Regions from separate parts of the Homo sapiens genome. Here region 1 is linked to region 2. A link is a loop called in an ENCODE intact Hi-C map of the cell type or tissue named here. Cell type or tissue: PC-3. All regions are shown on one strand. Links, peaks and the distances in the headings refer to the core of each region. The heading gives the core; the rest is flanking DNA. Region 1 has its middle 40 kb from the start of SKAP1. Region 2 overlaps SKAP1 (src kinase associated phosphoprotein 1).

The links. Peaks named below come from ENCODE experiments on the same cell type or tissue, not always from the same donor. Only the 100,000 strongest peaks of a DNase experiment are listed, where the experiment ranks them.
Region 1: it touches region 2 in a loop (4-fold over the local background); 8 of 110 quality-filtered maps call a loop at or near these places.

The regions. Positions count from the first base shown.
Region 1 is chr17:48,467,987-48,473,351 of GRCh38, forward strand. No RefSeq gene overlaps it. Among named protein-coding and RNA genes, the nearest start is that of SKAP1, 40 kb to the left of the region's middle. In PC-3, for the core only: a CTCF peak has its summit at 2,820 (motif pointing left); DNase peaks (open chromatin) are centred at 4,775 and 5,165; H3K4me3 peaks cover 373 bases; H3K27ac peaks cover 2,483 bases.
Region 2 is chr17:48,349,476-48,354,859 of GRCh38, forward strand. The region is part of intron 3 of SKAP1 (src kinase associated phosphoprotein 1); the gene reads right to left. Among named protein-coding and RNA genes, the nearest start is that of SKAP1-AS2, 58 kb to the left of the region's middle. In PC-3, for the core only: CTCF peaks have their summits at 2,528 and 2,747; a DNase peak (open chromatin) is centred at 2,546.

The sequences.
Region 1 (5,365 bases), core at 366-5,365, 120 kb after region 2:
TTGACAGTGGCTATGTTCCTCAACTAAAGGCCACAGCTCCTGTGGGCCAACCCTCTCCTACAACTCTCTCCAGACTGTGAGGACTGCTCCTTCCCAATCCTTTAGGCCTCGAGTGGTCATTATTCCCTATTCTGGCTAACCGCACCATTTCTTATGGGTTTCTCTGAACCCTGCCCATATCTTTGTAAATATGCCTGCATTAAACTTTACTCAGACAAACCCCATTTGAGTGTGCCATCTGTTTTCCAACAGGACTGTGATCAATAAGGTACCCTGGAGAACAGAACCAGAAAGAATTCTTGCTCATGGCTAGGGAATTGACCTAGATGAGTATTTTCAATTAAAGAATCTTTGAGATCGAAATAACCATTTTTCAATTCAGCATGTTATTTCTTCGTGAATCTTGTTTTTAGAAATGAAAAATATATCACAGAAGCACTTGGCACTTTCTCCAACATGCCTCAGCTTCTGTGCTCCGGCCTGCCTGAGTGCAGGTGCAAGTGCAGGTCACAAGGAGGGAAGTGAAGCTGCCACATTCTTGCTCATGAGCACTGATTGTTAAACTGTCAAGAATTTTGCAAAAATAAATTGTTTTTAAAAAGAACTAAAATTGGCCAGATGTTGTGGCTCATGCCTGTAATCCCAGCACTTTCAGAGGCCGAGGCAGGCACATCACCTGAGGTCAGGAGTTGGAGACCAGCCTGGCCATCATGGTGAAACCCTGTCACTACTAAAAATACAAAAATCAGCCAGGCATGGTGGTGGGTGCCTATAATCCCAGCTACTCAGGAGGCTGAGGCAGGAGAGTTTCTTGAACCCAGGAAGCAGAGGTTGCAGTGAGCTGAGATCACACCATTGCACTCCAGCCTGGGCAATAAGAGCAAAACTCCGTCTCAAAAAAAAAGAAAAGAAAACAAACTAAAATGGTATAAAGTTACAATAAATTATATGTATATATATACAAACATATATATTTATGCACACACACACACACACACATATATATATAGGTTTTTTTGAGACTGAGTCTCATTCTGTCACCCTTGAACCTCCCAGGTTCAAGCGATTCTCATGCCTCAGCCTCCCAAGTAGCTGAGATTACAGGTGTGTGACAAAATGCCTGGCTAATTTTTGTATTTTTATTAGAGACGGAGTTTTGCCATGTTGGCCAGGCTGGTCTTGAACTCCTGACCTCAAATGATCCTCCCGCCTCAGCCTCCCAAAGTACTGGGATTATAGGTGTGAGCCACCGTGCCTATACGTGGCCCAAATTATATTAAAAGAAAAAAAGATACTAAATATCATCACTTCCTAATTATTTTGCTAAATTTCATTGCTATCTAACCTTTTAGGGTTATTTATGTCTGGTGTACCTAGGTGGTAGAAACACTATAACTGCACATCTCTTCCTAATCCTGTTTTCAATGATGTCATGAAGAAAGTTGAAATCAGGCATGGTGGAATTATTTACACCAAGGAAATAGACGAATGCAACAAATCAGGACTTAACTTTTTTTCTGGAAAGCTGTTTGTTAAATATTTTCCAGGAGAAAGGGAATCCTTTGAGATGATCATGTTATTTGGACTTGTGTGGTTTTAAGGGAGATCCATATGCTTGGTTTCTATTGTGAGAAAGCAAAGTGCAATAGACTTGGCACTGGACTAGAAAGGACAAACTAAACTGTTCTCTCTAAACAGGAGTGAAGGTTAGTTCTCTTTGGCTTCTTAGGACAGGATGGATTAAGTAGACCTTTTAGCATGGGGAGATGTGTATTATATTAATAAATAGCTTTCTTTCACAGTTGTTTGTTTAAAATCTCTGAAAGTACTTTACATCTATGACCTCTTTCATCTATCAAGTATCTGAGTGACCAAGGAAAGAAGCAATAAAGATTTTTGTGTTTTTTTTGTGACAGAGTCTCGCTCTGTCACCTAGGCTGGAGTGCAGTGGCACAATCTTGGCTCACTGCACCCTCTGTCTCCTGGGTTCAGGCAATTCTCCTGCCTTAGCCTCCCGAGTAGCTGGGACTACAGGCGCACGCCACCATGCCCGGCTAATTTTTGTATAGAGATGGGGTTTTGCCATGTTGGCCAGGCTGGTCTCGAACCCCTGGCATCAAGCAATCCACCTGCTTCAGCCTCCCAAAATGCTGGGATTACGGGAGTCAGCCACTGTGCCCAGCCAAGATACTTCTTAAATATAGAAAAACTGGGGACCCATGGAGGTTAAGTGACCTTTTTAACCTCAAAAACTGAGGCCCAGAAGGGCAACGCACTACAGTATCCAGAGCCCTCCTCCAACAGCTGTCACTTGTGTGACCTTGAGCAAGTTGTCCATATTTTCTGAGCCTGTATCTTCATCTGTGAAAAGTTATAGGGGAAATAAATGAAAGAATATGTGTAAATCACCAGATTTTGTGATTGATGTTCTAAAAATTGTGAGTTTAATAGATATACTCAAAGATTTTGTAGGGGAGAAAGAGAGAGCTTACATTATGCAGCACAGACAACTTGAAGGGGCACAATGGGCATCATTGTTGTTAAACACCCATTTGTCAATCCAACGGTATGGAGTTTCACTTCTCCCTTCTCCACACCTGGCCTCTCTCCATCCCGTTGGTGCCTTGCTCCTCCTCCTCTTTTTTCTCTTCTCTCTCTCATGCAGAGCAATATTCTCCCTTCTCTGAAGTTGTGAGCACATCTGCCATGTGTTAAGCACATCAAGGCATTCTTCTAAGCAGAATTCCCTTCCTAAGAGAAATTCTGTTAGTAAAGTTGTTACTTTATTATACATACGGAATCATTTGCAAAGGGTATTCCCATTCACTATTTCCTTTGAATCTCAGAGCCACCCTGTGGCAAGAATTACAATTATAACCACTTTACATTGGGAGATACCGAAGCTTAGGGAATTGCTCAGGGTCATAACTTAAAAGTGGCTGAGGGGCTGAGCGTGGTGACTCATGCCTGTAATTCCAGCACTTTGAGAGGCTGAGGCAGGAGGATCTCTTGAGCCCAGGAGTTCAAGACCAGCCCGGGGAACATAGTGAGATCTTGTCTCAACAAAATATTTTTAAAATTAGCTGGGGGTGTTTCTCCCAGCTACTTGGGAGGCTAAGGTGGGTGGATCACTTGAGCCTGAGAGGTTGAGGCTGTGGTGAGCCATGGTCACACCACCGCACTCCAGCCTGGGTGACAAAGCATAAGAGACCCTGTCTCAAAAAAAAAAAAAAAAAAAAAAAAAAAGACTGAGGCAGGAATTGAACCTGGCAAGGTACCTCACAGCATGCTGGTCGTGCTTCCTCACTCTTCAGAGGCGGCATGTTCTAGTTGGCCTCCTGAAGGAAACTACTAATTTTGTTTTCTCTGCCATTCAGTGAGCATCTAGATTGAGAGCCCCACATAGGTCACTTCCTGAGCAAGATGTCAGGAGCTGGGTTAGGGTTGTAATTCCTTTCCTAGCTTGTTGTACAGCCTCGAGCAAGGAGAAGATTTGAGAGGCAGAAAGGTAGCGCGTTGGGAAAAAATGCTATGTTCCAGGCATTATATGCTAGAACTTTACATTGATTACTTCATCTAATCTTCACTAGAATTCTGTGTGAGATAGCATCAATATTTTAATTTTAAGTAAAATTAAATTGTGGAAACTGAGGCTCAAAGAGCTGATGAAATTTGTTCATGGTCATACGGATAAGAAATGATGGAGATGGGATTTGAATCTTTGTCTCTGGGACTCTAAATTCTATCTGCATTTCCTCATGTCATGTTGTCCCTCTGGGCCTTGGGGCCTTTTTAAAATGTAAATCCAGGCAACTAACTCCTCTGAATCCCACCTCACATGTCTGTCAACTGCTGGATTATGTTCCTAATCCGGCAGGGGTCGCAAGGCTGGGAAACCTTCATGCCACTATCAATCTTCTCCCCAGTTCAGAGGTCAGAGGCTCTCTTTACTCCAGCCCCCTCCTCCACCTCTGGGATGGGGCCACATTTCACCTGAGGATTAACAGCCACACCTCTCTACTTCTGCGGAGGATAGAGGGCGACTATGAAGGATGGTGTGTCTCCCCACCCACATCTCATACCTAGCCTGGGGCGGACTGTTCATTAGGGGCAGGCAGGGAGGAGGCGAACCAAGATAGCACAGAGATCCATCAAGGTGCCAAGCTGACAGGTGCACACACCTGTTTCTAGCCAGAGGAGCTAGAGGCCAGTGGGAACCTGCCTCATAGGAGAGGACTTTGTCTGGAAAGAGAAGGGAGGAAGAAAAAACAACAACAGCAACTGAGAGTGGATCACTCTAATTACATGGCTCTAAATCACCGAGAAGAACCTTGGCTCAAACATCCAAGTGGTGGAGGATGGATTTTTACCTTGACTCCCGCTAATTTTCATTGATTTATGGGGCTTGAAAGCATTTATTTTCTGCTCAGAGGCAGCCCAGCTCCTGCTAAGGAGGTGCAGGACTCCCCTAAATGCTGTCACCATGGAGAGGCGAGCAGCAGAGGTGGCTCTCAGGGCAACAGCTACATTTCCTGCTCAGTTCCAGTTGCTACCTAAGAGCTGGGAGGGTCCAATGGGAGCTGCTGGCCCTGCTGTGACAGCCTCCCCACTCCTGTCCCCAGAGCCTGCCTGCTTCTGGTCACAGCTACTTGAGTTTAACACTCCTGGCAGCTTAGCACTCTGGTTTTTATGTGTGAAGCCGTAATATTTGGTGAGCTGTGAGATGAGGTGGCAAGATTTGCAACTGGCATTCCCTTCCGGCCCTGCCCTGTGATTCAGGTCAGTGGTGTGACAAAGTGAGGCCACCCCTCCTCCCCACTCTGGCTTCCCACCTGTGGCTATTTGGAATGATGTCTTTCCTTCGTTTTCTCCTCTTCCCCCATCCCATGCCTGATAGACTCCCGTAGCTCTTGGCTTTCAAAAGGGGGTATTCAGTCCTCACATTCCAAACCATCTGCTCAATTAAACATTTTAAACAGCAATTCTGAGTCTGCCCAGGACCACATTCCAAAAGGTGGGTGTCAGGAGATAGGCTTTCTAAATGTCAGAGGCTCTGTGAAAATCTTAACTGATGAGGAAGTGGGCCAGCTAGAAAGCATCACGTTTTCTTGGAGATTAGAAACATAAGACTCAGTGTCCATACTTTCAAAATTCCTCTTCCTGAGGCACATGATGAGTCATTTGAGCATCTCTAGTCCTTTTCTCCAGGTCTGTATTCCCTGAGCCTTCCTGCCCTGTTTCCTGAGCCAGGGTTGAAGTTCAGATTCCTGTGGGTCCCCCCAGGCATCCTCCTTATCTGCAGTTGTCTTAATTTCTGTCCCATCTTCCCACCCATTCCAGTTGCAGCTGCCTTCCAGGAATAGAG
Region 2 (5,384 bases), core at 80-5,079:
TATATTCTAACACATCATATCTCCATTAATCACATCCACTACCTTCAGTCCTTTCTCTTTGTATTTCTAAACAAGATCTAGTGGAACTATATCAAGGGTTCACCTGCTATTAGCAGGTAATTTGCTCCTGTAGCCTAAGTGTCATAAGAATTGGGCGTTAGATACACTCCTTGGTATATTCAATGGCAGGTTCTCCACCCAGTACATGTTGAGGGGCCCATAAGCAGGATGATTTCTCTATTCTTTTCTGAGAGTCAAACTCAATTTCATTCATGCTCCACAGAGTGATAAGTTGTGAATTTCTGAGGGTTGGAGCAGAAAGATAAAGCAGCTTTGTGTCAGGTGTAAGGTAATTATTTCCTAGGGTTTCTGTGCTATTTGTTTTTATTCCCTGTGTTTTCATTAACAGTTAATGAGTTTTCCCCCTTAATTCTGAAACAATAGTCTTGGCCACTAGAAGTTGGCTTTTTCTGCCACAGATTCAACCAGCTGTTGCTGCTCCATAAACTTTATGGAGAAGTGAATTAAACTGCTAAAACTTCATTTACTAATTCAATTCCAAATAAAACAGGGAGAAAAATGAACCATGATGATGTTCCCCTTGTAACTATTTTAGTTCACAGCAAATCCGTTTAGTCCTGAATTTGCAGATACTATTTTGAGACAAAAACAGGCCATAATGACAATTTTACCAGAGAAATGAGAAAGAAATTTAAAAAGACAGAAAATGGTTTAAGCATTAAAAAAAGTGAGAAAATAACAAATAACAGAGAAAACATATATGTTTGCTTATTCAATATGTAAAGTCTCGATTTTTTTTGTTAGTCTACATCATCGTCTTTTATTTCTCTTCAAATTAATTGTGAGCTATATTATAAAGACTCTATTCATATTTGCAACCAACTGTTTATATGGCGTGGTTAAAAACTAAGGTTTGCAGCCGGGCGTGGTGGCTCATGCCTGTAATCCCAGCACTTTGGGAGGCCGAGGCAGGCAGATCACCTGAGTTTCGGGTTTGAGACCAGCCTGACCAACATGGAAAACCCTGTCTCTACTAAAAATACAAAAAAATTAGCCAGGAATGGTGGTGCATGCCTGTAATCCCAGCTACTTGGGAGGCTGAGGCAGGAGAATCGCTTGAACCCGGGAGGCAGAGGTTGCGGTGAGCCGAGATTGTGCCATTGCACTCCGGCCTGGGCAACAAGAGTGAAACTCCATCTCAAAAACAAACAAACAAAAAAGAACAACAACAACAACAACAACAAAACACTAGGGTTTGCTATTACTTCACCAAGTATCTCTGGATTATATAAGGAAATTTAGATTAATTTAAAATTGAAAAATTTTAAATTATTGTTGTTGTTGGAAGGAAACACATGACTTCCTATTCTATTTAATATTTAAGATCCCATAAGAAATACAGCTCCCTCTTTAAACTAATAAATTCTCACTAAAATGCTATAAATAAAGCTCCCTGATCCAAGTCCAGTTAGTTTTCATGCTTGATAGCATTAATATTGCCAGATTTTCATGGGCCAATTTAATAGTAATACAGCTCCCAAAGCTGAACTATAGTAAGGTTAGCAAAACTGCAGCTTATTGGTCCTTATTATAACCATTCAACTAAGTTATTGAATCTAATACCAACTAAAGATATATGTTGGGTACAGATGTGACCATATATGAAATGTTACTCACACATAAGTATATTATAGAGCACATTTGCTGCACCAAAACTAAAATTCTGTCAACACTTCCATTATAAATTACATACCATTTTGCACATATTCATGCATTAGAAAATGTACTGTGTTTTCCAGAGAACATCCTAGAGGCTTCACCAATTTCTAAATATCCATTTGGATCTGTGTGGTTAGTTCTTGTGATTAATCCATGTATAGTGAAGGACTCAAATTCTTCTCTGTTCTATACAGTCGGACTTTCTGCCTATCTCTCTTTTTTTTTTCCTTTACTACACCTATCTATAATTCAATGTATAAATATTCCTTTTTTCCCCCCAAAGCCCTGGCAGTGAGTGTAATGGTACTGAATGTCATTAAGTCTACAGAATAAATGATAGGTCAGGTAAAGAAAGTTTCCATTTATCATTCTTTTAAAAAGTTGCTCCAACTGGATCTCAAATGTACAAGAAGTAAATTGAACCTAAGACTACAGTTTTTAGCTTAGCTTAGTAAAAAACTACAGTTTTTTACTGTTTGCTAATTATGTAATCATGCTAAGAATAACAGCCTTCTTAAGAACCTTTAGAGATAACATTTGAGGAGAGTGGCACAGTCTAAATAATCACAAATGGAGCCAAATTGATTAGACACTCTTAGTATAATCACTATAACAACACCTGTGAATCCAACAACCGAAAGGGCAGCATAGCTTAATGATATTCTCAGAATGAACTATATCTGTCAGTGGTGGATTGGACAGGAAAATGTCAGTGGGAGCTAATTGAAAAGTTCTTTTTTTCTTTTTTTCCCTCAAGAAAATGGTCCTTTGTAATGCAGTTTTTAATTTTGACCAGTAGGGTGAGCTGTAGTGTGTAGCATCATCCTAGTTCTTAAAAAAAGAAAAGAAAAAGAAACAAGAAAAGAGAAAAAAAAAAAAAAAGCAGCCACTGTCTTCTCCTCTCCCACCCTGTAAGAAAATGCTGGGATTTTTAACCCTTCTTAGGTTTCACATAAAGGCATAACTCCTGGATGTTAACAAACTGTAGGGCTGGCAGCAACAAATATAAACCAGATAATTGTATATGTGACAACCCACACTTCATAAAGCAAATTACAGCCTGTCAGCAGTCATTCCAGCTTCACACTAACACATTCCATCTACCACTGGTATTGTTCAACTGGTACTAAAATGGAACCTGCTGAGTGGGAATATTTTCAACAGTAATGAGATTTTGACATAATTCAAAATATATAAACCTAGGTATTTGGTAGTATGTGGATAAATATATTGTAAAATGAATGCACTTATCATATGGCAACCAGGCAATCATAATCTGGAATTATTGGCTCATAGTTCTGTTTTCTTTGGGCCACTGTATTCTCAGTCCTTAATTCTTATTACAAAGCTATCCAACTGAATTTTCAGTATCTTTTGACATATAGGAGAAAGTTAGCTATAATAATAATAATTATATAATAGCTAGCTAAACTCTTACTGGGTACAAGCTCTGGGTCAAGACTTTTTGTGGACTATCTCATTTAATCCTCAAAACAATCCTGAGATGTATTATTATCCCAAAGATGAAGATAAAGAAATTGAGACACAAAGATGAAATAACTTACCCAAAGTCATATAGGTGACTCATAAGTGGCAGGGCCAGGCTTTCACCCCAACTTGTCTGATTACTAAGCTCTTGTTCTAATCCACTGAACTATATAGCCTGAAAATCTGCATGTTTAATAAATCATGATCATTACTCAAAGGCAAGGCATATTGAATGACAGCCAGTGAGTTGACTTTATGGTATATACTATCAATTAGTATTTTAACTTTAATAAAGTAAATCTATAAATTATGATTATTAGTGATAATAGCAGTAGTCACGTTAGGTATGGAGAGTAGAACTGACAGACAAAACAAAATTTGGTCAATGATTTGGTCAAGAAAGAAGTGGTCCAATTCATAGTTGAAATTTATTATCGAGTAATGTAGTAATTTTTTCAAAATATCACTTTTTGGTATGAATTTCATGCTTGCAAAATTTAGAACAGCCACCTCAGGCTTAGTGAAATCAATATACTGATTTTTTTCCAGCACCTTCTGTTTGATTCTGTTGGATACTTAAATATAGCATTGACCTGGCTTGGTTAAAGAATGTGTTTCCTTTCTGGCACCATCATGCTTTAAGTCTCAGAGCAGGAAAAGCCTTTGAAAAATATATAATGCCACATAAATGTAGCAATTTTATTACTATTGGTTCATCTTGCTTTCTTGTCCCATCTTTCCTTTCTCCCAAACAGCAAGTTGTAGTAGGCCTTAGCACTTATTTACAATCCTGATACATTTTGGGGTCTACTATGCCCCAATTGGTAAGCCAACATTACTTAAGAAACTTCTTGAGAGAAACTACAAGGCTAGTTGGATTCCAATATCTTCCATTAAAGAAGAATGAGATGGCCGGGTGCAGTGGCTCATGCCTATAATTGCAGCACTTTGGGAGGCCGAGGCAGGTGAATCACCTGAGGTCAGGAGTTCAAGATCAGCCTGGCCAACATGGCAAAACCCCATTTCTACTAAAAATACAAAAATTAGCTGGGCGTGGTGGCAGGTGCCTGTAATCCCAGCTACTTGGGAGGCTGAGGCAGAGAGAATTGCTTAAAACCCAGGAGGCAGAGGTTGCAGTGAGCCGAGATCGCGCCATTGCACTCCAGCCTGGGTGACAGAGCAAGACTCTGTCTCAAAAAAAAAAAAAAAGAAAAGAAAAGAAGAAAGAAGAAGAGGAAGAAGAAGAAGAAGAAGAAGAGGAAGAAAAAGAAGAAGAAGAAGAAGACATGTTGTACAGGCTACAGGTAGATATAAGAAATGTTTTTCAAAAGTCCAAGGAGTAAAAATAAAATAATACATAGTAAAGAATGGATTATGGGTAAGATTAGCAGGCCTAAACATGTGAGCCAGCTTTTAACATACTGAAGAAAGGGTAAGTTTTCTTTGTGATAACATAAACCTCCAATACCACTAAAGCTGTAATGGCAAATGGTGACAAGATTCAACCTCCCCATGCCACATCCCACTCCAAACAGGGATTCTCATTCACATATTTGACAACATGTATGTAACATCATTATCAACAGCCAAAACCTCTCACTGTCAAGAATTCAGTTCAATATTTGGTTCCTTGGAAAAAAAGTTTCACATGAAAAAGTATCTCTTTATTTAAAAAAATTACTTTTTAATTGAGGCATCACTAACACAAGTAAAGTGCATAAATCTTAAGGGTAAGTGGTATCACTTTTTAAGTTTAGGAAAATACATTTTAGAGATTAATCATGATCAATAACTTTTCCAGGATGGCAAATGTGTGTTAAATTCACATCAGCTGACAAGGACCGATAGGGTTCACAAGATTGGTTCTTCCACTACTTGCCTCACAAGAGTCAGCAGAAACTGGAATCTTTATTTTATATGTCATATAAATCCCCTTGCCTATAACTTAGCAGTCCCTTTCCTGTGCTAGTGATACTTAGCCATCTTCATAAACAAGTTTCTGAGAGAAGCATGTGTTGATGAGAAGCCAAATGAAAAATAAATGCTTTCTAATAGAATTGGGTCCACCTATTACATTATTTAGCCTCAAAATATCAAGCAAATTCATTGGGTTTCAGGTCTGAAGTCTTAACCTACTTACTCACAAAAAAGTTTTA